7 separate regions of the Homo sapiens genome follow, and regions 1, 2, 3, 5, 6 and 7 are each linked to region 4. A link is a loop called in an ENCODE intact Hi-C map of the cell type or tissue named here. Cell type or tissue: Caco-2. All regions are shown on one strand. Each heading gives the region's core, and the rest is flanking DNA. Links, peaks and the distances in the headings are about the cores only.

What was found. Peaks named below come from ENCODE experiments on the same cell type or tissue, not always from the same donor. Only the 100,000 strongest peaks of a DNase experiment are listed, where the experiment ranks them.
Region 1: a loop joins it to region 4, with 2.2 times the contacts of the local background. A loop is called at or near these places in 3 of 110 quality-filtered maps.
Region 2: it touches region 4 in a loop (6-fold over the local background); 2 of 110 quality-filtered maps call a loop at or near these places.
Region 3: it touches region 4 in a loop (5-fold over the local background); 99 of 110 quality-filtered maps call a loop at or near these places.
Region 5: it touches region 4 in a loop (4-fold over the local background); 9 of 110 quality-filtered maps call a loop at or near these places.
Region 6: a loop joins it to region 4, with 13 times the contacts of the local background. A loop is called at or near these places in 7 of 110 quality-filtered maps.
Region 7: it touches region 4 in a loop (5-fold over the local background); 2 of 110 quality-filtered maps call a loop at or near these places.

Annotation. Positions count from the first base shown.
Region 1 is chr7:36,793,526-36,797,914 of GRCh38, forward strand. No RefSeq gene overlaps it. Among named protein-coding and RNA genes, the nearest start is that of AOAH, 71 kb to the left of the region's middle. In Caco-2, for the core only: no CTCF peak of the experiment used is centred there; DNase peaks (open chromatin) are centred at 1,386, 2,376 and 3,866.
Region 2 is chr7:37,099,028-37,103,416 of GRCh38, forward strand. The region is part of intron 14 of ELMO1 (engulfment and cell motility 1); the gene reads right to left. Among named protein-coding and RNA genes, the nearest start is that of ELMO1-AS1, 100 kb to the left of the region's middle. In Caco-2, for the core only: no CTCF peak of the experiment used is centred there; DNase peaks (open chromatin) are centred at 2,254 and 2,654.
Region 3 is chr7:37,196,932-37,201,320 of GRCh38, forward strand. The region is part of intron 13 of ELMO1 (engulfment and cell motility 1); the gene reads right to left. Among named protein-coding and RNA genes, the nearest start is that of ELMO1-AS1, 200 kb to the left of the region's middle. RefSeq lists an enhancer at 2,088-2,147. In Caco-2, for the core only: a CTCF peak has its summit at 2,114 (motif pointing left); a DNase peak (open chromatin) is centred at 2,090.
Region 4 is chr7:36,969,670-36,974,058 of GRCh38, forward strand. The region is part of intron 16 of ELMO1 (engulfment and cell motility 1); the gene reads right to left. Among named protein-coding and RNA genes, the nearest start is that of ELMO1-AS1, 26 kb to the right of the region's middle. In Caco-2, for the core only: no CTCF peak of the experiment used is centred there; DNase peaks (open chromatin) are centred at 2,042 and 2,622.
Region 5 is chr7:37,029,954-37,034,342 of GRCh38, forward strand. The region is part of intron 15 of ELMO1 (engulfment and cell motility 1); the gene reads right to left. Among named protein-coding and RNA genes, the nearest start is that of ELMO1-AS1, 34 kb to the left of the region's middle. RefSeq lists enhancers at 1,741-2,940, 1,775-2,444. In Caco-2, for the core only: no CTCF peak of the experiment used is centred there; a DNase peak (open chromatin) is centred at 2,128.
Region 6 is chr7:37,044,970-37,049,358 of GRCh38, forward strand. All of the region lies in intron 15 of ELMO1 (engulfment and cell motility 1), which reads right to left. Among named protein-coding and RNA genes, the nearest start is that of ELMO1-AS1, 49 kb to the left of the region's middle. In Caco-2, for the core only: no CTCF peak of the experiment used is centred there; a DNase peak (open chromatin) is centred at 2,502.
Region 7 is chr7:36,896,950-36,901,338 of GRCh38, forward strand. All of the region lies in intron 16 of ELMO1 (engulfment and cell motility 1), which reads right to left. Among named protein-coding and RNA genes, the nearest start is that of MIR1200, 20 kb to the right of the region's middle. In Caco-2, for the core only: no CTCF peak of the experiment used is centred there; no DNase peak of the experiment used is centred there.

The DNA.
Region 1 (4,389 bases), core at 240-4,239, 180 kb before region 4:
TATTATTGCCATTTAAGGTAGTTGGGGAGGTCAGTTGGGAGTTCAAAGAAATACCCTATAAGAAGCAATCTGAGTCTCGCAGGAGAGGGCAGTGGGTCCCAGGGAAGACATGAAGGTGGCCATACTGACTAGGGGGATTCAGGAAAAGGAGGTGGGTGTCAACTGTTGAAGATACCCCCGCTCTGTCACAGAGAAGCTGCACAAGCCTAGGTGAGTTAGGGAGCTTGGTCCCATCCCTTCCCTCCCCTTTGAAACATCCTGGCCAATCCTATACTGTTTTTTGTGTGTTTGTTTTGTTTTATTTTTATTTTTTATTTTTATTTGAGATGGAATCTTGCTCTGTTGCCCTGGCTGGAGTACAATGGCATGATCTCAGCTCACTGCAACCTCTGCTTCCCGGATTCAAGTGATTCTCCTGCCTCAGCCTCCCAAGTGGCTGGTATTACAGATGCCCACCACCATGCCCAGCTAATTTTTGTATTTTTAGTAGAGACAGGGTTTCACCATGTTGGCCAGGCTGGTCTCGAACTCCCGACCTCAGGTGATCCACCAGCCTGGTCTCCCAATGTGCTGGGATTACAGACGTCAGCCACCAAGCCCGGCCTCCTGTACCCTGTACCACTTTATAATGTTGGCTGGGACAAGTGGCCAGGGACAGAGTGGGGACAGGTCAGCATTCTGAGAGTCCTGAGGACAAGGCCTCTAGGCCCTTTTCCTTCCATTCTGGATGTCTCCTGGAGACTCCAGAGAAGCCCATCTTCACCAGTGTAGCTGAGACCTTTGGCTAAGCAAGAACTGCTTTTGAGGCTGGGAACCTGGGTTTAGATCAGGTGAATCTGTTTACTAGCAGATGCCCCTGGACAAGGCAGCTTCTCAGAGCCTGGAAGACGATGGGACCAGATCTATGGTTTTCAGTCTATGTTTCTCAGGGGATTCCTCAGGGGCTGTCATTGTGGGGCCAGGTCCAAAGAGAGTCCTTGGGCTCCTGCTTGCCAATGTCACCCCAGCACCTCTGCGTTTGCCTTTTATGGAGATCAGAATTTCACACAGGCTTTGGTTTGGGCATTGGGGGAGTTGTGGGAAAACAAAAAACAAACAAACAAACAAACAAACAAACAGCTTTGAAAACCACCAGAGAGATCATCATTTCCAGCTTAAAGTTGAATGATATTTGGCCCAAGCACACAATGAACATAGGTTTTATGATGGGAGAGGCAGGAAGAATCTTTTGAGGGGTTGATTAACACTGCCTCATGTCAGAGAACAGAAGGTCTATTATTAGGAGAAAACAGACTTTCTTTTCAACTGGCTTCTGTCTGGAGGTCCCGCCATCTGGTGGAGAATCCTCCCTAGAATGTGGACAGCTGTGTGTAGACCCACCTGCCGTGGGAGTAACAATGGCTCAGGCCAGTCCTCCTTCCCCACCATGTGGGAGAGCTGGCAGGTTACCAATGCCTGGCCTCCCACATCCGGCAGCTCCAGGCCTGTGTCCTGCCCAGGTGTGTTTCCCATTTAGAAAGTGAGATCTGGAGCTCTGATTCTCAGCCCTGACTGTACATCTGATCACCCAGAGAGTTTAAAAAGTTTGATGCTCAGGTCTTCAAGTTTCAGACTTATAAAATCATTATCTCTGGGTATGGGACAGGAGGGTGGGCTATCCAGCAAGAGACTGCTGACTCCCCGAGGGGCCAAGCCTGCAGCCCCGGAGATGCCCTGGAACCCTCTCTGCAATGGCAAAACATGAACTATATCACCACTCCCCTTCTCACTCCAAATTCTAAAATGACTATGGCTGTGATTTTGCAGGGTGTCATCGGCTACGCAACTCATCATAGCAGCCTGTAGCTCAACAGGTGAAAAGTCTCCCTTCATTTCTCAATGATTTTTCTCCTATGATCATTTTACTGGAGAAGTTGTTCAGCTTGGTCTTTTGAGACAGCTCAGGATCTTACATATGATATGTTTCATGGTTGTCATAAAGATGAATGCCCTTGAAGCCTGCCTTTATTTGAGTGAGAGGTGCTGAGTACGTTGAATAACAATAAACCACATTACATATTGTTATTATTGCTCAGCAGGAAAAGAACTATCTGTACAGGGAAATAAGCCAAGTTTCATTAGTCAGCTCACCTATCATGCATTTGAAATAAACCTGGTGTGTATTCTTCTTAATATGACATCTGAGATTAGAAGTCGGTGTCAAAGTCAAACACCAGGAGAAAACAAAGACAAACACAGCTCTCTGGAAGGCTCCATTCTCATTAGAGTTTGCCCAAACATTTGGATGACTTGGTTATTTTTTAGCTCGTGGCTTTACAGATAAGCTAACTTTTAACCAGACAAAAACACATCATGTGTCAACCTTTGGACGTGACTTTACAGATGGGCAGGGGTGTTTAAGTCCAGGTAGACTCTGCAGATACTCCTTAGCTGAGTTTTTAGTAGACTGTTCAGCTCCCAGTGTCACAGTACTTTTGTCTTCTTAGCCATAGAAAGCTTTGTTAATTTGGTCTTGCTGTCTTTTCCCATCTTCTGTCTTGGCTCATTTGGAGGAGTTACTGAGCAATAGAGTGGATGAAAAGAGCAAGGAAAGGAGGCAATGAGGGAGGTGGAGGTGGAGGTTGAAGAGAAAGAACAATTGACAAGCCCCTGCTGTAGTTCACATTCATGCTTTGCAGAAGTTAATCCCATTTGAAATCTCATAATAGCCCTGCAAGGTATCCCCATTCTCACAAGCGGGATCTTGCTGAACCCTAAGCTCCAGGAGCAAATCTGGTTTTGCTCCTCAGTGTACAAGAGGTCCTCAAATAAAATTGTTTTGTTCAATGTTATTTTGTTATAACATTGATGAGAACAAAATCTGATTCTTGGCCAGGGCCACTGTATATGTGGAGTTGGCACATTCTCCCCATGCCTGCGTGGATTTTCTCCAGGGCCTCAGGTTTCCTCCCGCATCCCAAAGATGTGCACGTCAAGTACTTTGACGTGTCTCTTTTGTCCCAGTCTGATGGAGTGTGGATGCGTGTGAGTGCACCCTGCAATGGGGATGGCGCCCTGTCCGGGGCGGGTTCCTGTCTGGTGCCCTGAGCTGCCAGGAGAGGCTCCAGCCACCTGAGACCCGGAACTGGAATATGTGGGTAAATAATTATCTACTTGTTTTTATGAACCTTTCTTAGATGTACATTTCACTCACATTCATTTCAGTGTTTAATATTAGAAGTGTTATTAATATCCCTTAATAAGAAGTTTGGGGATATTTTTGTGACCAGAAATATGCCATAGGAACTTCACTCCTGTTTATCTAACTTAGGCTGTGCTAAAATTGATTTTGTTGTATGTTGTTTCACTTAAAATCACAGTTTCCAAGAACCTATTGATGACATTAAGTGAGGACCTAGCCCATCAGGGGAGGTTGAATGACTTGCTGAGGGCAGTAGAGCCAGCGATAGAGCCAGGCTTTGACCCCTGGCCTGTCTGATGCTCAAAGCACTTTGCACATTGGTCCACAGTGACTGTGATCCAAACATCTGTGCTTCCCAGCCAGGACTTTGCACTGGACAGTCATGGGCATCTGTTTTGAGCTGTGGAGAATTAGGCCACAGGTGCTCCTTCTGAGCTGCAAGGCTTTACTCAGCCGAGTGTGTCTGTGTGCATTTTCAAGAGCCTGTCTTACTGTGGATGAGAATGGAAACTATGGCAGTGGAATGCCCTCCTTCTGCTTGCCTGCCCCCTTCACCAAGCACACATCTGTACTATAGTGGTATTTCCGCCTCTGTAAGAGCATGTGACATCTCAGTACAAGTTGAACTGAGTCTTGACTCCCAGTGTTTTGAGGCATTCCCAGCTGCTACCAAGTGGTGCAAGATGAAGGTGGGGCAGGCTCAGCAGATGGGAAGATACTGCCAGAGAGGCTACCCTATTGCTTCGCATATGTTTGTGTGTTTTATTACCTTTATTATCTCACAAGTAACCAGTGCAGATTGAGAGAAAGTTAGGCAATATAACTGAATTCAGAAATCATGAACAAATAGACAATTATGCAATATGTAGCCAAAGAAAGATTAAAAATATAGAAAGGAAGTCAATGCCGGCTCTTTGCATGGAGCTCTAGGCTACATTGAGTTAATTTTTAATGAAAAGAGAAAATCTAGAATAACTCAATAATTCTCAGCTTTTTCCTCCATGATGTATGTATCTTTTTTTCATTAGTAAACTATGGTCCTGTCCTGAAACCCTAAAATAAAAATATAGTGAGTAATTTTTTAAATAAATAGATACATTGCCAACAATGCCACAATTTAGAGTAATCACACTAGAGATTTGGAGGAATATAATTTCAGGTGTGTGTGTGTATGTGTGTGTGCAGGTGCATGTGTGTGCATCTACTCT
Region 2 (4,389 bases), core at 189-4,188, 130 kb after region 4:
CCAATAAATGCTTGGGAAACATTTCCAAGGCACAGTTTATTAGCAGGCACTAAATTAAGTAGTAATTTAAGTAATCAATATGTAAATCAGCTTGGAGAAGTCCTGCTCTTTATTTTTTAATGCACCATCCATCTTATCATACTTACCCACCTAAAGAAAAATAAACCCGCCGCCTTCTTGACTGATTTCTGTTGTCAAGGCAGACACAAATATTTAAAGCTACTTGTGTAACTTTTAAGATCAACCTTCTTACAAAAATATTGTAGAAAAGATTACAATTATGAATGCTACTAGTTAGATATTACTATAGTGAGAGATAATTCTTAAGCTGGACAATAGCTTTTATTTAACACATTGATACATCTACATTCAATTTCAACATTCTGATATTAACCATGTCCATCGGAGACATTTTGAAAAGCTCCATTTGGAAATATCAAAGCATATTTTTCATCTTTATTTTCCCCTTACTCTTCAGTTTTAAGAGCAAATATGCTAGAACAGAAATCAAAATGAAGTACTAAAAGGTGCTATTACCACTCATCTTAGAATATATCAAACACCAAAATAAACTCTTTCTGCATATTTTATTTAAAAAAACTGGATATCCGTGCAATGTGAAGTTATATTTTTATAAAATGCTTCATCGTTTACAGAGTATATTTATACATTCTCTATCAATTGATTTCCAACAAGTCCATCCATTAATAAAGTAGGTATTATTAGTCTCTTAAGAATGCTGAAACAAAAGGCAGAGGTGACTTTCTAGCATCCCAGAGCTAGCCTGTGTCAGTCCTGGAGTTCAATTTTTTTTTTTTTTTTGAGATGTAGTTTCACTCTTGTTGCCCAGGCTGGAGTGCAGTGGCATAATCTCGGCTCGCTGCAACCTCCGCCCCGCCAAGCTCAAGCGATTCTCCTGCCTCAGCCTCCTGAGTAGCTGGAATTACAAGAGCCCACCACCACACCCAACTAATTTTTGTATTTTTAGTAGAGACGGGGTTTCACCATGTTGGCCGAGCTGGGTCTCGAACTCCAGACCTCAGGTGATCCCTCTCCAATGACCAAATCTCTTCCTGTCTCCTTATAGTTTACAAATTGGCTTCACATACATATTACCATGAAAATCAGTAGGTTTCATGTCTAAAGAAGCTAAGGGGACTTTGGTCAATTTCTTCTGTCTCCTTGAAGTTGTCTATAAGCCCTGTTCCTCCTAGACAAAGCTATAAGGTTCTATGTCATCTAATTTATCCCCTGAAGATGACAATTCCTCATGGTGAGTGACCAAAGCTGCTGCAGTGTCCCCACAGACTTTACTTCCATAAATTCCAGGCTCTCCTCTGAATGCTCTGTGTTTCTTGTCGCTCTTCTCCAATTGTGTAGATCAGGAACATTTATGGCTTGGGCATGACCATGAAGTGTTGAGTCCAAGGCCACCCTCACTCAAATATGAATCCCTTCTCTGGCTCTCTTGCCCTCCTTGCCTCAGCATCACATGGCTGATTTATATTCACTTGCTTGTCTCTGACACACTCTCTCTTCCACTCTCTGTTGAAGCTCTCTCTTTTGGGGGAGAGCCCAATTCATTCTGTGCCTCCTGCAGCCAGCCCTTGAGGGCTTGAGGGCTTCTTCCATGCCCTGTCACCTGTGGAGGCTTCTCTTCCACTGTGAACCTTTTTCCATTTCACTTTGACTTAACCTAGGGTCAGGTGAGGCATAGTGGCCTCCCCACAGGCCACACGAAGGACAGTGTGTGTGAGGTGGTACTGTCTGCAAAGAGAGGGGACACAAAGCAGCTATGAGAAGCACTGATAATGTGGTGACCTTGGACAAAGGTGCCGCCAACTAGGATGAACTTGCATGAGGCACTGCATGTCTTTGTGAGATACGAAGACCTTACATAAAACCCAATTCATGGGACTGTCGTGCATATCAACTCACACAACAAAGGCAAAGTCCCTAAAACTGCCTTCAGAGAGTTCGTGTTTTTATCTCTTTATTGTGCTCTCTCTTCCTGTTTCTGCATGGCCCATGGCCAACATTTCACACAACACTTTTACCAGCAGCTAAACCAAAATCATGACTGCAGTGAGACTGGCTCTCTGATGACAGGCTTCTAGGGACTCATGAAAGTAAACCAGAGGCCTTCTGGTTGTTTTAGCATGACAGGCAGAGAGAGAGATAAAAGTAGGTCCTCACCTGCTTACACCAAGAATGCAAGATAAAAAGTCCCATGTGCTGCTGTTTAAGCAGGGCTCTCCCGCAGGAATGCAGGGTGACAATAGTGTGAAGAACGAACAAGGACCCTGTTGTAACTAAGTGAGTTACAGAGAAACGCCACACTTTGAGACAAATCATGGAGTCTTTTATTAGCCGGTGACCGAGAGACAGCTAGCGCTCAAAATTCTCTTGGCCCCGAAGAAGGGGCTACATTCTCTTTTATACTATGGTCTAAATAGGGGAGGGGGAGTTTAACTGAAGCAGTTTTACAGAAGCAGAACAGGCAAAAAGTTAAAAAATTAATTGGTTATAGAAGCAGTTACAAAAAATAAACAGTTCCAGGTGCAGGGGCTTAAACTATCACTAAGAGATAAATGCAGGGGCTCTTAGGTACCTTCCACCGAGCACATTCCCAGGAGCTGCTGGTATAGCCTGCCTCAGTATCTTATCAGCAGGTGCATTCCTGGATGTGCTTGGAGTCAGCTTGCACTGGTTATTCTCTTAAGGGGGATAAAGGGGGCTGCGAGTGAAGACACTAAAACGGAGTCTGTCTGGCTCTCTCTCCTAGGAGAGAGTCACTCAGGTTAAAACAAGGTAGGTTATCACAACCGCAGAAAACAAGTCAATGCATGACATGGTGTTTCTGGCAATAAAGTCCTCAAACTAAAGCGTTCCAGCCACCATAGGGCAATTGTCCTCAGAATCCTTGTCAATGTCACAAATCTGTTTCCTGACCCATTGGAGATCTTCTCCCATACTAAATCAACAAATAAATAAGAAGCCTTATCAGTATCAATGAGATCTCCCCACATTCCAACACAGGGTCAATGTCCCCTTAGGAATAGTATCAGGCAACTCCCCAGAATGAAGTGTTAGTCCTTAGATCATATCCCAAGACCCAGACCTACCCCAGGGTCAAAGAATAAGCCCAGTTTTGATTCCTCTTATGGAGACTCGGGAGTCACTTCTCCTTCATTCTCCCTTGGTGCCAATGCTAATGATGATTGGTCCCAAGAAAACTGAAGACCATCATGAGAAAGAACCCTGAGCTGCCTCAAGGGGGCTGCACAAGAAGTTAATTGTGATCATGAATTTCAATCAAGTCCAGAGAATTAAACAAACATGTCCAAGCCCTAATAGGATGGTTTTAAATGAGCAGAGAAAGAAGAACATTAAAATTATAGAAAGTGTGCCAAGCACACAAACAAAATGGAACAGATCAGAACCACAGGCTGCTAGTTCACCAGATCTACCTAGAAAGGAAGTGAGACCTGGAAGTAAATAAACCCAAAAGAAAAAAGCTTTAGGGATGCCATCAAGATGGCAGCAAAAGGCAACAAACAGCTAACAGCTAACATTTATAGAAAGCATTTCTCTCCCAGGCCTTCTTTGAAGGGCTTTGTACAGATTGTCTCATTCCACACACGTGTACCAGCACATGCCAAAATACTAAGCCATCTCACTGTACAGATGAAGAAACAGAGACAAAGAGATGTGTCACTGGTCCAAGGTCACACAGCACAGAAATAAACAGACCCAGCATGGAAGCTTAGATGGCCTAACCCCAAAGCACATATTCTTGGTTACCAATTCCTATTGAAAACAGAAAGGGTGAAATATTACAGTAATAAAGCTTTGAGCAGGAAAGGCCTTCACATGGTCACAAAGGAGTGATCAGCACTGTGGCTCTGGACAGAAACAAACTTCCTGGATCTATTTCTAACAGACAAAGTCTACTTCTTGGTGACTTTGTACATATCCCTTAACCTCAGTTTTCTCCATGAAAATGAGTGAAGGAATACTTATCCATAAAGGGTCGTAAAGATTAAATGGGAAAGCAAAATGGAAGTAAAGATTTCCTTAGTGCCTGAAACACCTCAAACACTTGATGGAGACAACTGATACTACTATCACCATAATAATTACATAAACGCTTGTTCCAAGGTATTACTATTTGCATTTCTGAAATATTCTTATCGCTCTTGGGAAAAGCTGTTGAAAAAGCACGACAGAAAACAAAACATGGTTGCTGTAGCAGTTATTAATCTTGCTTTTTTTGGTAAAGTAAGGACTTGGATGAAATCATATTTCTGACTTACATGGGTTTCCTCAAGTTCTTTTAGCATCTCTTTAGAAAAGTGGTTCTACATCATTCTCAGCAAACTATCGCAA
Region 3 (4,389 bases), core at 248-4,247, 230 kb after region 4:
CACTGCAGCTATTTTCTGCAGCTATTTACTGGGATAAGACCAGTAGAAACCCTAGCAGGCAACCTAAAAATGATAGATTCTCAGCAGTCTAGCCAGTTTGGTAATGTAAACATTTAAAGAGGAGGGACAGGAATAACAAGAAAGCAAAGGGTTAATAAATACCCCTTACCCTTTTAACCATGTTGTCCCAAGCACCATCTCGGGAGTGTGCACCACTTCTCATTGGAAAGTTTGTAGGTTTGCAGAGTTCATGGAAGATTCTTCCTGCTCCTCTTTCTCTCGTCTTCAGAATGAACAAGTGCAGGAAGTATGCAGAGATGCCCGCACAGGGCCAGTTCTTATGTAACCATGTGATTCTCAAATTGGTTCTTGTCCCTTCCCATTGGAAAGGTTTTGACAGTCTTCCTACACATACAAAATGCCATCCCCAGAATTAGAATCCCACGCCATGAAGCCAGCTCCCAGCATAAAAATTACTTCCCGGCAGACGTGAAACAGACATGTCCGAGTCTGGACGTCGTGCTCACACCTCCTCTCCCGAGGTCACATCACACTGAATTCAGAGGTAGGAAGGGCACTGTGACAAATAGTCACCACTTGAAAAAATGGAAAACAAAATAAAAAGTACCACAACAGCACACTGTCTCAGGAGAAAGGATAAAGATAGAAGGCATGCTAGCTTTGCGTGGAGCTGATTGATGGCCATCAAAAGCAGGTCAATGGGAAGCAGGTAACTGGATCACAGGACTCTTAACTGGTCATTCCTTCCCTCTCTTGCCTGCACCCCAGAATAACCAGCATGATTCTCAGGGGTGCTTTGATATGATCCTACTAGAGGCAAAATCACGAGTACAAGCACCTACAGAAAATCATCAGAGGAAGAGGTGCTGGATGCCTATAACTACCTTTCCCAGGTACCAGGACCCCATCACCACTCAGCCCTGCCAGACTCTGGTGGTCCTCTGTCCTAGCACTGTCCAGCCTAGGTCCAAGGCACTCTCCAAAGGGTATCGTGGATGGAGTCATCCAATTGAAAAATGCTTCCTGTCATGGACAGTAATATTGATTTAATATATGTTGTGGTTTTGAGTCTTATCTGCTTTTGAAAATCTGCACAAGAGCAGGCAGCATAAGGACATCCTCGGCCATGTGCCTACATGCTAATTCCTGAGTAGCAAAAATACAGAGCAAAAAATCCACCGCTTCCTTCACTAAAGAGGCTCTTTGAGGGGTATAAAAGTCCTGCACTGCTAAGCACTCTTACGAAATTCTCTAGAATTCATGGACTTTGGGATATGCCACTCCTGACAATTAACTGTTTTTGAAGCCATGTATTTCTACTCTCAGACCCAGCTGGTTATAGTCAAATGAAGAATGTCCCCAGTCATCTGGGTTACTGTAAATGCATTCTGCAGACTCATTTCCACCATCAGATCCAAATGACAATCATCAATTGTAAAAACTTACTAAAACTGGCTCCATGCCAAGGCTTCTCAGAACTTAACATCAATTAACTCATTAATGTCCATAACAAGCCTGGGTGGGAGATACGACTATATCCAACTCACTAATGAGGCAAGAAACACTTAGGTAAATTGTTCAAGATCACACAGCTAATGAGCAATGAAGCTGGGATGCAAAACCAGGCAGTCTGGCACCAAAGGCTGCACTCGTAAAAGCTATGTTTTATTAGCCTCAAACACAATTGACTTGCTTATACATTACGAGACCCTGACGTTTCTTTGCCCTTGGTTCCCTATGTGTCACCCTTGCACCTGCTGGATGGTGCCCTTTTGCTCCAAAGCGCCATGTGCAAAGAAAGGATGCCAAGGAAGTTTGCACAATACACTCAGGGACGAAGGATTGACACTGTTTAATATGTTGCCTCTCCTTCCGCCACAGCCAGGGGACAGAGTTATTGGAGATTTTGAGCTAAAAGGGGGAAGGAGGAAGATTCTGGCTGGAAAAGCATTTTTCTGAACCTGCTAAACTTACCCACTTAGAAGAGTCCCCACTAAGTCCTCCACTTCATGAACACATCAGAGCTGCTCTTTATTGAAGTGCCATCAGCCTGCAGAGTTTCTCACACACATGCCTTTGATAGGCGCGCCCCCTAGTGGACCAGAGAACAGATTCAACCCTAACTGCCCACAAATGTCCCTCCTAAGGCACCACAATGCGTGCTAAATAGGAAAGGAGTTTGGAAAAACAGGACTGGAAGAAACCTGTCTCTTCACCTGGTGTTCAATAACCATTCCTGAGAAATTGTGTCTGGAGTTAAAGTTAATTACCGTAAAAAGTAAGAAGAACGAAGGTCAAGTATTATCATGGTAATGAATCATAGGTCATTTGTTTTTAAAATTTTTCCCTTAAAATAGTTCCTCTAAAAATATGAAAACGGGCTGAACATGGTGGCCCACATCTGTAATCCCAGCATTTTGGGAGGCTGAGGTGGGAGGTGGAGGTTGCAGTGAGCCATGATGATGCCACTGCACTCCAGCCTGGGCAAAAGAACAAGACCCTGTCTCAAAACAAAACAAAGTTTTAAAAGTACAATTATTCATGCATCCCCTTTTCAGAAGGAGTCCACAGGTCATGGGTGCTTCTGAAATTAGATTACTCCCAGCAATAAGTACTCCTCCTTGCTCCCTCCCCATGCCGGAGTAGGAAGAAGGGAGTAACATATCCCATACGAAAGTCACCAAACAGATGGAAATGGTGGCAACAGCACATGCCTTGCAGCAAGAGCAAAACATGGGCCAACTCTTCACCTGAGACAGTGACAGAGAGCTTGTGTTAGGACTGTCCTTAGGGGCCCCACTGCACCAGTTTGGATGTCCTTTCTCAATGCAGCTGACAGCAAAGGTGGATCACAGAAGAAAGATCTGCAAGTATTCTAAGTGGGAGTTCTTGATCTCTCTGCACCCCTAGGAAGTATGATGATGCTACACTGAAGTGGAAATGGCCCCACGAGACCTTGAGTTATCTGAGAAGAGCCCACTGTGCAGAGGCCCTGCCCCATGACTTAATGTGCTTGGTTCACTTGGTTCAATGACAGGAAATAAACCTGATCTTCTTCAGTTTTTCAAGAGAGCTTTCCAAAGCTAACCTTTTCTTTCCTACATGTGCAGCTACAACTTGTTTTTTATCCCCCCACAGACAGATAGGGTTTCGCTCTGTTGCCCAGGCTGGAATTCAGTGATGTAATCATAGCTTGCTGCAGCCTTGACCTTCTGGGCTCAAGAGATCCTCCTGCCTCAGCCTCCCAAGCAGCTGGGACTACAGACGCATGCCACCAGGCCAAGCTAATTAATTTTTTTTTTTTTTTTGTAGAGACAAGAGTGTGACTTTATTGCCCAGGCTAGTCTTGAACTCCTGGCCTCAAGTGATCCTCTCTCCTCTGCCTCCCAAACTGCTGAAATTATAGGAGAGAGCCACTGTGCCCAACTAGCAGCTACAACTTTAAGACAACTCTGCATATAAAATTAAACATGAAGACAGTGCATGCCATTCTCTCTGTCATTTGACCAAAAGCATCCAAGAAAGACAGCACAGAGGCAACCCTGAACATGTACAGGCAGGGTGCTGGCAATCCTCTCTTCACCTGTGACGAATGGGCCACCTGAAAAGGATGCCCACCTGCCAATCAGTGAAGTGTGCAACCAAACTCCCTGACAGTTTTTGCTTGACCCATCAGCAGCTTCATAGGCCACCCACTTTCGCTTCTCTTCCCTTTTAAAATTCCCCTTTATGGCCAGGCGCCATGGCTCACACCTGTAATCCAAGCACCTTGGGAGGCCAAGGCGGGTGGGTCGCTTGAGCTCAAGAGTTTGAGACCAGCCTGGGCAACATGGTGAAATGCTGTCTCTACCACAAATACAAAAAAATAGCTGGGCCTGGTGGTGAGCGCCTGTGGTCCTGAGGTGGTAGGATAGCTGGAGCCCAGGAGGCAGTTGAGCCGAGATCGCACCACTGCACTCCAGCCTGGGTGACAAAGTGAGACTCTGTCTCAATAAAAAAAAAAAAAATACAAATAAAAATAAATTCCCCTTAATATTTTTAGGAGTGAGGAAAGAAAAGTTAGAGATAAAAAGAAAAGAATGCTCAAGAGGCTCGAATGCTCCCTACCATTAAAACAGAAATCTCAACAGTACCTCTGAACATACAGCTCCAGAAATGGCTACTGTTTAAAAAATTGAAAAATGATTCTAAAAGATTCTATTTACCTGAGAACCACATGTCAAGAGTCAGATCAAACTTCCCCATACAGCTTTGCATAACTCCCCACCAATGCTGGTTCACTTTAACTCCCTTTACTACCCTGCCCTCCTCACGTTATTACTGTCACATATTTTAATAATGGGACAGTACTTTCAACCCCCAAATACA
Region 4 (4,389 bases), core at 196-4,195:
CTTGCTTAAGCCTCACTTGAAATTCTGGCTTAGAAAGTCTGGGATGATCCTGGGGCTGGGTCTTAATTTTTAAAAGACTCAAAAGGTGGCTACATCTAGTAAAGGATGAAAATCACTGCTTTAAATATTTCCAAAACAAACTCTAAATAAATCATATTTCTTTAATAATTAAAGTCAAGAGTAAAACATTCCCTTTATGAACCCCTTTAGTCGCTTCCCTGTTGTTCATATTATTGTAAGGGGTTTTATTTTTATTAATATTTTAACAAGATTTCTATTTTTCAAGAATTTACTTTGATGGTTAAATAAAATTATTATAAAAGTCAAACTATACCGATAGTAAAAATATGTACTAAAGAATACTATACTAAAAATAAAACTCTTCTTCTGGATTCTCCAGTCTCATTCTCCATCATTATCCACTCTTGATAGCATTGTATTCATTTTTCAGGCTCTCCTTATATATGTAAACACACACACAAACACACACACAAATACATTCATACACTTAACACACACACACACACACACACACACACACACACACACACGCACACCAAGGATCATATGCTGAATGCTGTCCTAATACCTTCTTTGTTCCATGAATTATTTCTTGGTAATCTTCCTCTGTCCAATACACACACATGCACGGCATTCTATACAATAAAATCATATTACACAATTTATCCAGATGCAGCTGAGCAGCAGACATGATAACCTGGTTGGGAAAACCATGCCAGTGTGGAGTGTGCTTTTTCTAAATGTGGTAGCCACAAAACAGTGGACTGCAACTTAGTCCACTGGAGGCTTCCCACTCTGTGGTTAACTAGCTAATGTTGCTTACAATCTTATAAGCTTTTCACTGTTTTCTAAGATCCCTGAGAGCAAAAGCTGGATTGTATTCTTTTTGAATTCCTTCCATGTCCCTGGCACATTACTAGGCATGTAGTATACACTTGATAAAGGTTTTGTTGAATCACTGAATACTGGTGACAAGTGACAAAATGACCACACTTTTACCACTCTTCTGAAATAAGAGCACAATAGCTTCCTGTCTTCTCTTTTCCTCAATGCAAGAACAAAACACAAAACCTGAGTTACTTAGGTATGTGGTTGTGCAATGTCAGAGCTGGCCACTCAGTCTGAAACTCCTGATTCTCCAGAGTGGGATTAGGAAAAAACATGGCATTCAGAAGAACATCGACGCACAGGATAAGGCTGCTCACATGAGGGAGACATGAGGGGAGAGGCCAGGAGCCTTGCCATTCCAGCTACCTGGTACCTGACAGAGCTGGACATCAGAATGACACACCATCCTCACTGCCATTGCCAAGGAGATGGGCCCACCCTTGGGAGATGTTCTCCCTGCAACTGTGGAAACCCAGGTATGGAGGCCTCACTGGTGAAGTTGTGTGTATGAATCATTACAACTTGAAGGGAGCTTGGAAAGGACTACCTGGAGAAGTCTTCTTTAGCAAAGAACGAAAGGTCTAGAAACACTGAGTTTCACCAAACATTAAGAGGATAATTATCTACAAGTACTTAACAGGCCTTACCACCAAGGTGAGGCATGAACTGTTCAAGGTGCTTTGTGGAGGCGAGAGAAAGTTTTGGCAGGTGGTGATAATTAAATTAAATTGAGAAAAATTATGTTTCAGCTGGGCATACAGGGAAGCCTCCCTTTGAAAGAGGTCTATTAAACAACCATCCCAAAGGATACACTTAAGTCATTTAAAGTCAAACTGAGCTTGTTATTTGAAGACATAAGAAAAGAAATCATTTTAAATGGGGGAACAGGAGGAGTCAAGGGAGGAAGTAGCTGACTTAATTCGTTACATTTTTTTCTGTTGGTTTGAAGGGTTGTAAACATTACACTTCCATCTCTCCCTGGGAAGGAAAGATCATCCAGATTCCACTGATTCAGAAAAGCAGTATTACCAAGAGATCTAAGCCTGGCGTTATTTACTCACTAAATTTACTCTTTGAAATGTGTTTGGTCAGCTGTGCTTGGCCTCTGTGACTAGCGGTATTTGTCCAGAGGCTAATTAGCTCAAAGGGTAAAAAGATCAGTGAGTTAATCCATAATCTCGAGTGACTGATGAAACCTAACTGCCAACTGGTGTCGGAGCGGGTCCTTTTCTAAAAAAGGGATTAATAGGACATGCTAGCTATTCTCAAATATTAACTTTTCCAAGAATAAGACAGGATAAAACAAGAGAAAAGACAAGCAGAGATTTTTTTTAAACCTCTCTAACATTTGTAAGGTAATTTCACAAATAAAACTTCTAGAATTCCAGGGGACCATGCGGGCTTTCTTTCTTGCTGTGTGATTCATGGGTCTGGGGTGCTCTCAGGCAGTGGTTGCTTTCTGGCCCCCCAACAATGGCAATGAACGTTTCATTGTCGAGCACTTATTATGTGCCGAGCACCAAGAGTTTTACATGTTATTAATTCACTTGGTCCTCCAAGTAATCTAAGAAGCAGGTATTATTATTCTATTTTACAAGAGACACCATTAGGGCCAGAGGTCACACAGCTAATGGGACTTAAACCCAAGAGCTCTGGCTTCAGTCTTTGACCTTAATTGCTCTTACGGGAAGGAGATAACAACTCGTATCCTGATGACCCATGCCATGTCGCAATTTCAAAACACAGCTAGAAGAAACAGAAGTCCCTGGGCTTTGGAAAGTCCATGAAAAGAATCTGTGCTTTTGAGTGCACTCTATCAGTTTGCTAGGACTGCCATGACGAAGTATGGCACACTGGGTGGTTTAAACAACAGAAATTCATTGTCTCACAGTTCTGGAGGCTGGAAGTCTGCATCAGCAGGGTCGGTTCCTCTTGAAGGCTGTAAGGGGCTCTGTTCCAGGCCTTTCTCCTTGGCCTGTAGATGACTGTCTCCTCCCTGTGTCTCTTTACATCATCTTCCTTCTATGCATGTCTGTCTCTGCATCCAGTGTTCCCTTTTTATAAGGACACTAGTCACACTGGATTAGGGTCCATCTGATGTCCTCATTTTAACTTGATTACCTCTGTAAGACCCTATCTCCAAATAAGGGAACTTTCGGAGGTTAGGACTTCAATCTATATATCTATATAACTATATCTATATCTATAGTTTTTTGAAACAGAGTTTCATTCTTGTTGCCTAGGCTGGATGGAGTACAATGGCGCGATCTCGGCTCACTGCAACTTCTACCTCCCAGTTTCAAGCGATTCTCCTGCCTCAGCCTCCTGAGCAGCTGGGATTACAGGCGCCCACCACCACACCCAGCTAATTTTTGTATTTTTAGTGGAGACGAGGTTTTGCCATGTTGACCAGGCTGGTCTCGAACTACTGACCTCAGGTGATCTACCTACCTCGGCCTCCCAAAGTGCTGGGATTACAGGCGTAAGCCACCCATGCCAGGCCAGGACTCTGGTATATATTTTTGAGGAGGACATATTTCAAACTATAACATGCATCAAGGTTTCTAAGCAGGCTTAAATGTCCACTTGAGTGGTACAACCCAATCCGTGAAGCCAGAGCATGGTGCAGGCTCCCATCCATCCTACAGGTACATCAGGATAAAGGCCAGCCTTCTGCCTCCTGGAGCGAGACTGCTGTTCTTTTTCTCCCCTAGCTGGCTAATCAGTAGTGCCAGTACAGGGAAAATTTTTCTGATCTATATAACTGAGGCCTGACATTTAGGAGACTGTGTTTTAACAATGTCCCATTAGGGCCCTATGTCTCTATCAGCTACCATCTAAGTTGCAGAGCAATAGACTGAGTGAGGGCTGAGATGCCCACATAGGCCTCAATTTGCTCCATGAGAAGGAAACAAGTTCCAGTCCATCATTAGGATGGTCTTGAACTATGGAAGCCACATTCATGATCCTGTCTTCTAAGGCAGTGAGAGGTGACAGCGTGCTGGCAGTCCTCACAGCCCTCGCTCGCTCTCGGTGACTCCTCTGCCTGGGCTCCCACTTTGGCGGCACTTGAGAAGCCCTTCAGCCCACCGCTGCAGTGTGGGAGCCCGTTTCTGGGCTGGCCAAGGCCGGAGACAGCTCCCTCGGCTTGCAGGGAGGTGTGGAGGGAGAGGCGCGAGCGGGAACCGGGGCTGCGCGCGGCGCTTGCGAGCCAGCTGGAGTTCCAGATGGGCGTGGTCTTGGCGGCCCGCACTCGGAGCAGCCGGCCCTGCCGTTGCCGAGCAATGAGGGGCTTAGCACCCGGGCCAGCGGCTGCAGAGGGTGTACTGGGTCCCCCAGCAGTGCCAGCCCACCGGCGCTGAGCTCAATTTCTCACTGGGCCTTAGCTGCCTTCCCGCGGGGCAGGGCTCGGGACCTGCAGCCCGCCATGCCTGAGCCTCCCCCCCACTCCGTGGGCTCCTGTGCGTCTGGAGCCTCCCT
Region 5 (4,389 bases), core at 232-4,231, 60 kb after region 4:
TGATAATCAACCCCCGAAGGTTCTATAAGATCCCTGCAAGTCTTTTCAGGTGGCTATAATCCAATCACAGACATTGCCTCCAGGAGAATTTGCCCTAAACCAAATTCAGTGAGGGCTACTTTCCTCTCCAGCTTCTTGGCGGCCATCTTTCTCTCTCTCTCTTTTTAAAAATCTTCACTAAGGAGAGACCATTTTAGATAAGAAAACAACTTAATGAAAACCTAAGGATGAGACTAAACATAAGATGCTTTTAAAGGAAGAAAAATACTGATGAAATTGTTCAGAACTTCCTCCTATGTGAAATGCAAGTTGATACTCTCAGGCATTTTTGTTCCTATTCCTCACAGATATTTTATTTCATTTCTTAGTCATTCAATTTTGTTACTAATACTTGAAACTGTTTTTTTTTCCTCTCCCCTGACAAATGCATTCTGAAACTTTCATTTTATAAACACTTGCCAATTCTCTAAAACAAGAGAGCATTTTTACTATTCTACAACACATAGCAGTGACCCAGGATATCTTATATGGTTAATATAACGTACAATAAGATACCCAATATGACAACATGGTTCTTAGTAAGAAAGACATTCTATCGAGTGTGTATATACTCTTGTGGATTCCTTATGAATGGCTTCAAAATTATTTGATAGTCATTACTACCTCACAGGGGAAAAAAGCATCAGCTCACTAATACTGGAGAAGAGATACCTGGATAATTGTTCTTCTTCCCAATCTCCTTGCTCTTTCTCGTCTCCTTCATAGATTTGTTTTTTGTTTTTGTTCGTTTTCCTTCTGCCCAAAGTTCTTTTCTCACCATTCTTTTCTTCTCACTCTTCACTCCTGCACTAGGAGGACTAATCTGGTCCTGTAGCTTCTACATTCATAGATGCCAAATCTCTATTTTGAACCAAGATAGTTTCCTGAGCTCCAGACAACTCCTTATTGGACACGCCCATCTTAGCCACATCTCTTAGCCACCTCAAAGTCAAAATTGACAAAACATAACTCCTATTCTTTATGGCTTATCCAAACTTACTAGGTTCTCCATCTCAGCTATTTTTGCTCAGTTGACTCTTCTCTCAATCACCATCTCACAAATATATTATATTTACTCCTTTCCTTTCCCACTGCCACTGACCTTGGTTCAGGTGCTCATCACTGCTCTTCCGGATTAAGACAAAAGGCTACAATGGTCTCCCAGTCTCGGGACAGATCCATTTCCCTCACTGTCTTCCATGAGGAGCTCATCAAAACCTAACTATAGCCACATGTATAGCCTCTGCTTAAAATCCTTCAGATAAAGTAACGCCTCTTCACAACACGGACCCTGACTCGCCCTGAATGAGATGGTTTCTGGGTCAGCTTGAAAAAATGTTTCCAGAATGCATTTGCCAAGGGAAAAGAAGAAAATTTTGCATTTGCAAAATTTTGAGAAAATAAGACAATAATGAAAAACATAAACTGTTTGGAAGACTTTTAGACTTAATACATGCTTTTCCCTCTGCCTTAATCACCCTTCCTCATCTCAATTCGCTCCTCAGTGGTAACTCCTGCAGGTCTTTCAGAATCCAGAGCAGTTGTTCCCACTTCCAGGGGATTCTTTTACGCCCATTCTCTATAGGCTGAGCCTTCTAAGTGTCTCCATCTGACCCTCTGCCACTTTTCCAATGCTCTGTTTGCTTTTTTGTCTCCTTGTGGAAATTCTAATACCCTTGAGGCTTAGGACTACGCCTTCTCTGTCTTTATATATTCAGTACTTAGGGCCTCAAAAAATGTTTGTGGAATGCATGTTTACACGTGAAGCAGGCCTTACCCAATGGAGCCGAGTTCTTGAAGTCACCACATTCAAAAATTATTCTTCTCCTCACATTGAAATATTGCACTGAAATATTATATTCTTGATAGTGACAGTTAATCATTAAACATCCTTCCCCACTGGCAAAACAAAACATGACCACAGGAGAAGGCTCCGTGGAGACCATGCCCACACATTTCAGTGCCTGGGCTAAAATAAGCATGTAAGTGTGTAGGACTGATCATCATATTGCACCAGGAAGCGCGCCCTTCCAGATTTAAAAATATACTTGTTTGGCTTGATTCAGGCTGCTCCTCATTCCAGGCCTGCGTGAGTCATTGGAGAAACATCCTATTAGAGTGCACCCCTACTGATTGGCTTCCTTTGTATGTTCACGGTGACTCAGAAGAGATGACTCACAGTTCACGCTTATGACAAAAAGAACTTGCTCTCCCTTCCTTTTCATTACCCATGTTTTGCAGGCTTTATTGGCACCTTTGAAAAACATCTAAGGGAGCAAGGGAAAGGAAAACACAGGGGGCAGCCTGAGAATTGGCACTACTTATTTTTAACAAGCAACCCTACTTAAAGCACCTTTCATCAGAGCAGCACAGATATACTTTGGAGGCCTAATACATCCAATGCTCACATTATTCCTGGAAGGTCAGTAACTGGATGCTATTGCTCCACCCTGCCAGTTGATGGAAAGGAGGGATGCTCGAAGGACATAAAGATACTTCGCAATGTCCCTCTGCAGGGCTGGCACCCAACGCTGGGCTCTCAGAGCCGCTGTTGATAAAATGGCTGGTTAGATCATCCTCTCTTGGTTATAATACCCAAAGCCTTGGCCAAGGAGAGAGACATTCTCCAAAATAATCAGTGGTCAAGCAGTGAGCATGAAGCAAAGTGAGAGGACAATCCAACCACGACAATCTTCTGGATGCCTCAAGATGCTCATGACCTGTCACTGGCAGAAACTGTTGGGTTCTGTGCCAGTTACAAACAACAGAGGTTAGTTCCTTTCATTCCACTTCAGAAAACATTTCTGAGTACTTATCCACAGAGATGGATCAGGCATAGACTCTGACCAGGAGAGCAACAAGATAAAGTGCAGTGAGTTATACACCACAAAGTAAGGACAGGTCAAGTGTCTGGAGAGTCCAGGGGAAGAGTTGGCTTTATTTTTTAGAGAAACTGGCATTTGAATTGCACCTAAGGATGGGTGGAATCTAAATCATACTTCTACACTTCATCTTAGCCAAAACGCCGAGAAGCGATAAAATCATATTTCTGAATGTGTTTTTCCTTCAGAATAATTTACTAGTCAGGCTCATCTCAAATTCCATTTACATTCAGACTCCACATTCCATAATCGCTGTCTCCTGGAAGCCATTGAAATGCATGCATATACGTCTGCCTGCAAAGGAGACACTTCTGTGTGCAGTTCTGGGTGGGTTTATGGTACCCAAATAAACGGAGCAGGAGGAGCGCAGACGGGCTAAGTCCAAATTGTTCCCCCTTCCAGGGGATCCTTGTGCAGTGAGCTCTGCCTATGCTTTAATAAAAGGGGATAAAAATACTTGCCACCTACTTACCTCCGAGACACACTGCAAGGCTGGATCGTGTTCACGGCAGTGTGAATTTTTCAGGAGATAAGTGATCTATGAAAACAAAGCTTTATTATCATAAATGTTGAGCGAAAATGAAGCAAAACCAATGTCTAGGCCATGTGTTTAGTGTTAAAAAAAAAAAAAATACACCAAACAGACACTGGATTATAACTTTCCAGCAAGCCAGCATTCCAATGTCAAGGCCTGAATGTCCCTTCCCAGGGAGTAGGGCTACAAGGGTCCCGGTACACTGAATATCTGATGAAATGAGGCAAATGCAGTGTTTTGATGACAGATGTTTCTGATAAGAATACAGAATTTGGAAAAGAAATTGCAAGGCAAATCTGTCCCATGATGTGAGATCAGGGACATGAATACTGGAGACTAAGATCATCAGAATTGATCCCTAAAGAACTGCGAAGAGATGTGGAGGAAACTAAGAGAAAGACTATTCATTGCCCGAGGCAGAAGGGAGTGGGTGGTTCAGAATCTTCAGGGGTGCGGAATAAAGACAACAGAAGATAAAGGGAGGAAGCGAACAGTTAGCTAGTAACTCTCTCAATTAGGTTTAAGATAAGAGAGACAGTGCTGTGCCAAAAAAAAATTAGAGCATTAGTGGACTTACTTACATTGTATTCCCATGTACAAATCAGATATACGTTTAGGAGATGAATTACTTCTAATTCCTCACAACTTCACACAGTTGAGAGATCAGAGGGAAAAAAATGTGTAATAACATGAGTTAAATTGTGACCTTCCACCCTCAAATTCCTATGTTGAAGTCCTAACCCCAGTACCTCAGAATGTGACTGTGTCTGGAGAAATGGTCTCTAAAGAGTGAAGTTAAAATGACAACAGGGTGGGCTCTAATCCAATAGGACTGGTGCCCTTATAAGAAGAGGATATTACAATACAGACATGAACAGAGGGAGGCCCATTTGAAGACACACGAGAATATGGTCATCTACAAGCCAAGGAGAC
Region 6 (4,389 bases), core at 176-4,175, 75 kb after region 4:
AAAGTGGCTATACAGCTAAGCTCTGGGATGGAGGTTAATATTACTACGCCGGTATGAAGCTATGAATGCTTTACTAGCATCGTCAATAGAGACCCTTAGAAAGAGTAACTACTTTTACACACAGACGCATACTACCAGTAAAGACTGAATCCAGACCACCTGGAATAGAAATCAATGACCAAATGCAATGTGGTATTGTGGGTGGAATCCTGGAATACAAAAAGGACATCAGATAAAAACTAAGGATATCTGAATAATGTATGGACTTCAGCTACTATTACTATTACTAATGGTAATGAATATAATACACTGCTGTAAGATGTTAATAACAGGAGAAATGATGCAGGGGACATGGGAACTCAGTGTGCTCTCTTTGTGTTTTTCTTGAACTGGACTGAAAAACAAACTTTCACTAAAAAACCTTTTAGTGGTATAAGATTCTGAGGATTTGCATTATCTGCCTGTTGCCCAGAACTTATATGGCATGTTATTATTATTTTAAAAAACTTCTCTTTTTCTCCCAAATCACAATAGTTCAAAAACTTTCTAAAAATGTTTCTCCTTTGCTCACTTCTTTTGCTCAGCAGCAACTTCTCTTTCCTCTTTTCTCTACTAAATTTTAGTAGAGAGGAAGTAAAAATACCACTTATTTGAACTTGGGAGGAAGAAGAGGTTTTTTAAAAAAATATATATTTATGCAGTGCCTCATTCCACAAAGGAATTAAGAGAAAAGGAAAATAGTTAAATACATCTTCCTTTTCCCAGATTCCCTAAAATAGTCTAGGATTATGAAACAGTCTATATTTCTATGATGGAAAGTATCTTTCATGCAATGCTTCAGAGTTAACAAAGCATTTCCCCACAGCTTACCACACATTATCTAGATAACAACCACTATGAGGTTTAGAATTATCCCTATCTCATAGGCTCTGAGAGGCGAAGGATAGCCTTCCTAGGTAGGCAGAGCTGTCTGCTTCCTGCAAATCCCGTGATTGCTCCTCCACCCAGCTGGCCCTTGAGCCCAGGCTGTCTCATGGGAGGCAGGCTTGAATGGATTAAGCCCACAGAAGCAACTTGCCAAAATCTAAATCAATCCTAAGTTTATAATCACCATATCCACCTTTACCTACACACAATCTTCCTGCTTCCTGAATATAAATAAGCCAAGAAAGAGTCAGTTGATCTTTCACTGTTGCCTATAACAAATTTTTTCTTGACTCCTTTTAAAATTATAGAGAATATGTATAACTATCCAGTAATTATTATGCACAATTTCAATAGACTAACTCAGGGCTGGCCTCTGAAAGAGAGAAACTGCTTTTCTACACATATAAGTAAGTCAGAACATCTCAGATGACACTGCCAGAAACATCAAGCATCATTTTGCTCATAAGGAATCCCAAGATACTAGTCCTCAGTAATGAGAAAAAAAGCCCAGGCCTCTGCCCAGTGGTCTTCCTGTAAAAGAACGACAGTGTGGAACTGACCCACTTGGAGCTACTTTTCAGGCTTTGAGTTGGCCAAAGAAAGAACCCCAGTATGCTTTCTTTCTTTAGACCAGCAGTTTACATTTTATATTTTGATATTTTGCAATCATTGGTGAATCAAACACGGGAATGAGAATGATGAAAACAAAACAAAACAAAAAGAAATCAAAGTATGAGACAAATCAAAGAATGAAGGAAATGTCTGCCGTTAATCTTAATTCTCTGAAACTCATGGAGGGATCAAGGGGAAGGCCACAATGTGTATCTTGCATCAGATTTTCTTAGGTCAAGAAGGGGCATCTTTGAAAGATCAAGGGAGTTTCTGGAGCAAAATAACAGCTAACACAAATTCACCTTCTGATTTTTTCTTAAGGGAACCTGGGAATGCTAAGTGATTCCAGTACAAAGAACAAAGGGGTTTTCAAATCCTTTTCAAGCTTGTGAAAGGCACTGGGAGACACTGGAACAACTCACTATGTGCTTGCTAATGAAATAGAAATTTTCCCTCTATGTTTACAAGCCAGATTCACTGATAAGAAAATTATGATTTAGGATCACAATTTTCCAAATATTATACTTTTTAGAAAGATGTCATAGTTGGTCTTAGGTAGTCACTGTTGTTGCTTATTTAACTTGTAAAGGAGAAAGAGAAAGAGCTGAACCAAAATGAATGTCTACAGGCATAGAGCTATGGCTGGCTCACCTTTCTGTCCCCACCCTATAGCACTTTGTCTGTAATACAAGTTTGTTGAATACAAATGACCTGGCATTTCATTTTATAGGCCAATTTAACAGAATAGCTTGTTAAATCAGAAATAGCTCATTAATCGGTGTTCCTTCCTGTCTCTGCCTTTCCTTCTCTCTCTATAGCTGGTGTTTGCTTTAAAACACCTAAGCAAGACAGCTGGGCTGACCACAACAGTGGATTCAGGTTCAAAACTGGACTGACATGACACCTTGGCCCCAGTTAAGGCTGGGCTCATTTCGGCTTACAAGCACGAGAGATATGTAAGGGAGGACTAATGCCCAGCAGGGCAGGTTCAGCTACTCCAGCGTCACCTGTTCCCCATAGAATCAATACATTAACATTCCAGATCTTTTTGAGTAAGGAAATTCTGGCTGCAACACAGTTGCCACCTCTTTTCCTGACTGGGTCGTTGGGCTTATTCTAGTTAAATGCCATAAAGCGTAACCATGGCTTGTCACTACAAACGTGTCTGAATTGTGGCTAAACAGACTGTGTATGCATTGGAAAGGCTTTTCCCTAAATAAAGTATATAATTTTTAGTACATAAATTATCTCTTTGTCAGCAAGAGATCTTTGTGCATTCAGTTGAGCCTATCAGATAAGTATCTCCAGGAAAGAATTCATACAGTACAGACTAGTTTTCTCTTTCCCAATTTTCCTAGTAAAAAAAATTGTGACAGTTTTTTTTTTGAAAAAACGTATTTTAAAATTAAAAAAACCCTGCTTTCTTTGATTAGAATATGTCAGTACCTTAAATATTTACAATCATGGTTTATCTGAAAAATCATTCCACTCTTATCATAAATCATTGGTTTGCCTTGTAGAACTAAATCTTCACATCTTGAAATTTACAACAAAACAGTATTGATTTAAGCTAGGGTTTCTCAACATCAGTACTATTAGTGTCTGGAGCTGGTTAATTCTTTGTTGAGAGGGAGGCTTGTCCTGTGCATTGAAGGGTGTTTAGCAGCATTCCTGGCCTCTCCCCACTGAATGCCAGTAGCACCCCCACAAGTTGGGACAACCAAAAGTGTCTCCAGACACTGCCAAATGTGCCCTGGGGCACAAAACCAACACTCACTGAGAGTCACTAATTTACACAGTAAAATCTAGCATAAAAATCTATTTTACCAATTACGCACTTATAAAATAAATTCCCTTAAATTATAAAAAATAAGGCAACCAGTTACATTATATAACTGATTCCAATTCTTTCATAAGACAGCAAATGAAAGAGGATTCCTGTGCATTTGCATAATCATTATGACTATTCTGTGACTTTAAATGCTGAACAAGACTCTGACTCCTTGGTACCAGAGAGTAGAAGCCTCTGTTTTGAGATCTGTTCCCCCACCTAACCCACAGGCAACTCTAAAGCGAAAACATGGATCGTTTATTTTATTCAGGGCAAATAAACCAAACAAGTAAACAATGTATATTTGAGCGTTCTCATGGAAAGACTTAGCCTAAACACTTGTTTAAACACGTTTCATGAGACAATCTTCAGAGTGATTCCTTTAACATTTTCAAGATGTTTTCTTATGTATTACCTTAGCTCAAAATCACAAAGCCAATGTCCTTTAAAAGACTTAAAAACAGGGCCTAGGTACCTGCAGTAACCTATTTGGATAGTTAAAGTTCAGTTGACTCAGAATATCCTGTATTTGCTGAAAGGGGTTGAATTACATTTCTTGATGTGGGCAGCTTTTTATCTCTTTCACAGACATGAAAACAGAATGGAAATGGCGATTCCCAATGAGTTTAGGGGAAGTGACGTGGTGAGGGAGACCCACTGGGAAAGCAAGCCCTTGCTTTCTTTTTGATTCATAACTTGGTAGAATTTATAATTATTTAATTTCTTTTTAACTTGTTTTCTCTGTCTTCCCACTGGAATGGGAAGGCCATGTTTTAAGAGCGACCACCCTGTTAATGTTTGTCTTGTTAAGGGATAAACATTAAGCACCTAATGTACCACCTTGGACTCAGGACACAGCTGGCACTGAGTCGGGTGTGGGGAGAGGGTCACTGCCTGCAACCGAGCAGGGACAGTGCCGCTTTGGGACTCCCCAGGCCCTTTCCCCAAAGGGCCCCTGGTTCAGCTCTTGGGCCGGGATTCTTCTCTGACCATACCAGCTCCCAAGGAAAAGCTATTCT
Region 7 (4,389 bases), core at 285-4,284, 73 kb before region 4:
GAAAAGAATACCAAAAATGAAGATATGATTTTTAAATAGAATCAGGTTAAAGCTAAGAGTTATAGAGTGACCTCCACTCCCCTCATTTTACAGATGAAGAAGATGATTCCCTCATGTCATGTGTTTCTTAAGGGGCTGTCACAGAGATGATGGTGTTTACACCACATCTGCCTAGACACAGCACTGGGCCTAAGTGGGCACGTGACCTGAACTGACCAATCAAAATCCTTCCCCAGACTTTTCTGCCACGTCTTGAGGCAGACCTGAAGCATGCTCTCTTTCCCTCAAATTGAGAGCTGTGAGACTATGTCCCTTCACATATAGGAAAGGGGAAGATAATGAGACCAATGTCAGTAGTAGGACAAAGAAAACAGACGTGTGTGTGTGTGTGTGTGTGTGTGAAAGAGTGTTAATGGTTAAGCCTTGTTCAACTGTAAAGGTGACTCAAGCCCTGCATTTCATTGTTTGGTTACAAGAGCCTTTTCTTTTTTTTTTGTAAGATGGCTTGGATGATAGTTTGTTCCTGTCACGTGCAACCAAAGAATCCCAACAAATACATATGGTGAAGTCCAAGAGGAGGACCAGCTGTGGGGCTGAGATTGTCCAGGGAAAGGGAGGAGTAGGAGAAGGAAGCTGGATGGAAATAGCAAAGTTAATTCAACAAGTGACTTTTAAAAATCGCCTGCATTTACAGGCTCATGGGTGCACCTCTGCAAGGAAATCATGATGATCCCTTATGGAATGTGGGGAACTCTTTAACTCCTATTTATAGATTAGGCTTAAAATCCACTCCTAGAGCCCCATTCCTCTAGCTTAAGACTTTGAACCTTGCTAGATGCAAGAATACATAAGTAGAGCAATCCTTTGAATTTTCCCCAAATCACTTATAGTTCAGTTTGAAGAAAGTATAGAACTTTTCCTAAGACTAGGTTGATAGGCAGAAGGAAAAAGCAGGCACCTGGCCCCAGAGGAAGGGATATAAGCAGTGGGTATAAAGCACAGGACAGAGGTTGGTGGAGTCAAAGACTAGCTTCACCTACTTCACTTCACAGTTTTGTTGCCAACAGCCCTGAGAAGTTCTATGGTCACTCTGCATGTCAAGGAAAATAACCTCTGTGAAAGGTATCATTAAATTTTTTAAGAAGACAAAAGAGTTACATAAGTCAAACATTCCTCTGTGCCTTTGCAATTTAGCTACAAGGTTTACAACTGATAGCTTTATGTCTCTGTTAATGTTTCACATGTGCAAGACATTCACAAATCAAGACATTCACAACCACCATCCTTAACTCTATCTTCTTTAGAAAACATCACACCCTTTACCATTTGTTTGAAAAACCCACAGACGGTGTTGCGGAGACATCAGAAAATCAATGGAATTAAACACAGACATCAAAGAAAGCACGCTCTTAGAATCTGCATTTGTTGTTGGTATTGCCCCATCATTCAATCGATGTCTGGACCATGTCAGTGGTGTGTTTCTGAAGTCTTCTTAGCCCATATTTTCTGTAATAATGTTACACATTACAAAAAAAGTGAGAGTCCCACAAGACATTTGTACTTCAAATGGAGAAATCCTTTTGGCTCCTTGGAAGACCGGGTTAAAGGTACAAGCACAGGAGGTTCCTAAATGGAATCAAGCATTCTGGCAAAGTCCACCTATGTCCCCTGCTCTCACTGTTGGTCATGTAAATGCGCTCCTGTGTTTTATTGCAAGACGTACTGAGGCTCCACGTGCTCCTTGTCTAATCACTTCTCCCATCCTGCCTTTAACCCACAACCTTCATCCAGCATCATTTATCCATTTCTTCAACAAATGTTTTGTGAGCACCTACTCAGTGCAAGGAATGACGCGACACTGGAGGCCCTGTGCCGGATGAGCTCTCAGCCTGGGACAGTGGAAAGACACATACTTGCCTCACCCAAGGGAAGACGCGATGTCACAGGGGAGCAAGGGGTCAGGTGTTCACTCCATGAACACTCATGGAGGCCCTCCCAAAGGGCTGAGGGCATAGCACCAGGGCTTTAGCTGGGGCTGGTGGAAAGGCCACATGCAGACAGGCTGAGGTGCAGGGGAGGGGCCATTCTTGGTGACAGCAGCAGCCTGAGTGAAGGCTTGGAGGGGGAAGGAGAACATAGCCATGGGTGGGGAAGTGTTCAGCGGTCTTGTTTAGTTGGAGAAATGAGGGAGCTGCAAGGTGTGGTTGAAAGGCAAGTTGAGTCAGATGGGGGATGGCTTTGATGGCTAAAATGAAAAATTTGGATTTTTTTGTTTCTGTAACCAAGGATATGTCACTAGAGGACTTTGGGGTCTGTGAAGGAATTTGATAATATAAAGTATGTTGGGACGCTTACAAAGTAGTCCTTATTCCTGCTCTAGTTGAGGCAAGGAGGGGATGTTACAGAAGTCTGCATGGCTGAGACAACATTTTGCTTGGAGGATGAATGGGAGTTACTCAGGTGAAGAAGAGGGAGAAGGGAATTCTAAGCAGAAGGAGCAGCATGAGCAAAGGCAAGGAGGTAGGAAGTACATGCTTCAAGCATGAAAGAAAACATGCTTTTGGAATCTACATTAGTAGCTTTTGGCAAACAGACAGGTACTAGCTGCAGTATGGCTTCTCAGCCTTTAGAACCCAACACGTGATTTTGAATCCAGCATGCATGTTTCCTGGGGCTTTGACCTTCCTTAAGATACTTAATCTCTCTCAGACTCATTTTTACTATCTTTACTCATCTTTTTTTTTTTTTTTTACCACTCCTAAACTAGGAGTACTAATCATTTAGAATTCAAAAAGTTTTAAATTGGATAATGCCCCACATCCTTTATGGTACATACTGGATATCTGGCAAATGTAAGTTCCTCCTTCTAAGCCTTAGTTTGCTCATTGTAGAGTGCTAGTAATAATACGAAATTCACAGGGTTGTAAAATCTAAAGAAAATATTATAGCCAAAGTACCTAATATACTGAATAGAACATATTAGACACTCAACAAATGTCAGTTCTGTTACAATCCCAGAAGGAAATTACATATGTAAGAAGCTTCTCCTATAAAAATATTTTGGACAGGGTATTCCTGGGCCACACTTGCATCAGCTGGCCACTTGGTAGGAATGCAACTTTGTGGGCCCACCCTAGATCTACTGAATCAGAAATGCTAAGAGTGGCACCCAGCAATCTGTGTTAACAGCTCTCTAGGTGATTTTAATGCATGCTCAAGTATGAGAACCACCGATTTCAGCAAATATCCAGCACCCCTTCTGAGTCTTCCATATGGCATCTACAACTTCCAGCAAGTCTTGTCATATCACCAGCAAGCAGTGAAGCTAGTTATTGGTGTACATTTCATGCTGTCTAGATTGTAAGTCCCTGGAGGGCAGGAACTATTTCTTACTTGTATGATGGCCCATAGTACTTAATACAATGTATCCCAGAGTGTAATATGGTTGGTATGAGCAATGTCAAAGGCTTTTAGGCTCCCACCTTTGATCTGTAGATTGACACAACAAATAAGTCCTTAGCAGAATTATGAGTCTGCCAACAAGGTTTATAAAGCACACTTTCACAAAGCCAAAGAACAAAGCCCGTGGCCGTGGGATGGCATCTTAGGGCTCCAGAGGTCATTTTGGGCTTGCTTCCAGGGCAGAGTTGGAAGGGGATAGATCTACAGCCAAGTGGAGGGTTTCTGGAGAAGGTACAATGGTGTATGCTGCTGGGCACTGCCACTAATGGGTGGTCAATACTTACAAAAAAAGTACAATCTACCCCCAACCAGTGGTGTCCATTAAATTGATTTATCTTCACAGTGACGAGAAAAGGCTGTCTTAGGAAAAACAGATGCCAACCCAGTCTAGCTAAAAATGACTCATGTGGGGGAGACTTTATTGCTGGACCATTTTTCTTCCCAGGAATGTTCCTTACGCACAACAAAAGGACTGAAGGCTCACAACAACCAAAGAATTGGAAAGATTCTGCCTGCAGAGGGGTCTGGGGGAAGAAGACCCTAAGTGCTCATGTGTGGGAAGGATAATTTCCCAGAGGCCAGGGATCGCTTTGGGGCTACACTCTAAGGGTACAATGTGGAGAAATGGCCTTGCCCAGAAAAAGTGTCAGAAGTGAGGGTACAAACTGATGGCTTACCTGGTAGGGACAATTATTGATCCCTCCCTGGCCTACCTCCATATAGAGGTCTTTAAAATTGGGTCAGCTTCCGGAAACTCAAAATAGTTTCACTTTATAGTTTTGCCAGATCAGGGAGTGGAGTACCTAGGCCAGGCCATGCATGCAGGACATTTTGCTGAGTGGTGTCGTGCATATTAAAATGAAGGAGAGAGAAAATAAAGGTGCTGTCTGGGCTGAAGGAGTAGCAGTTGAGGTTTCTGAATTTATT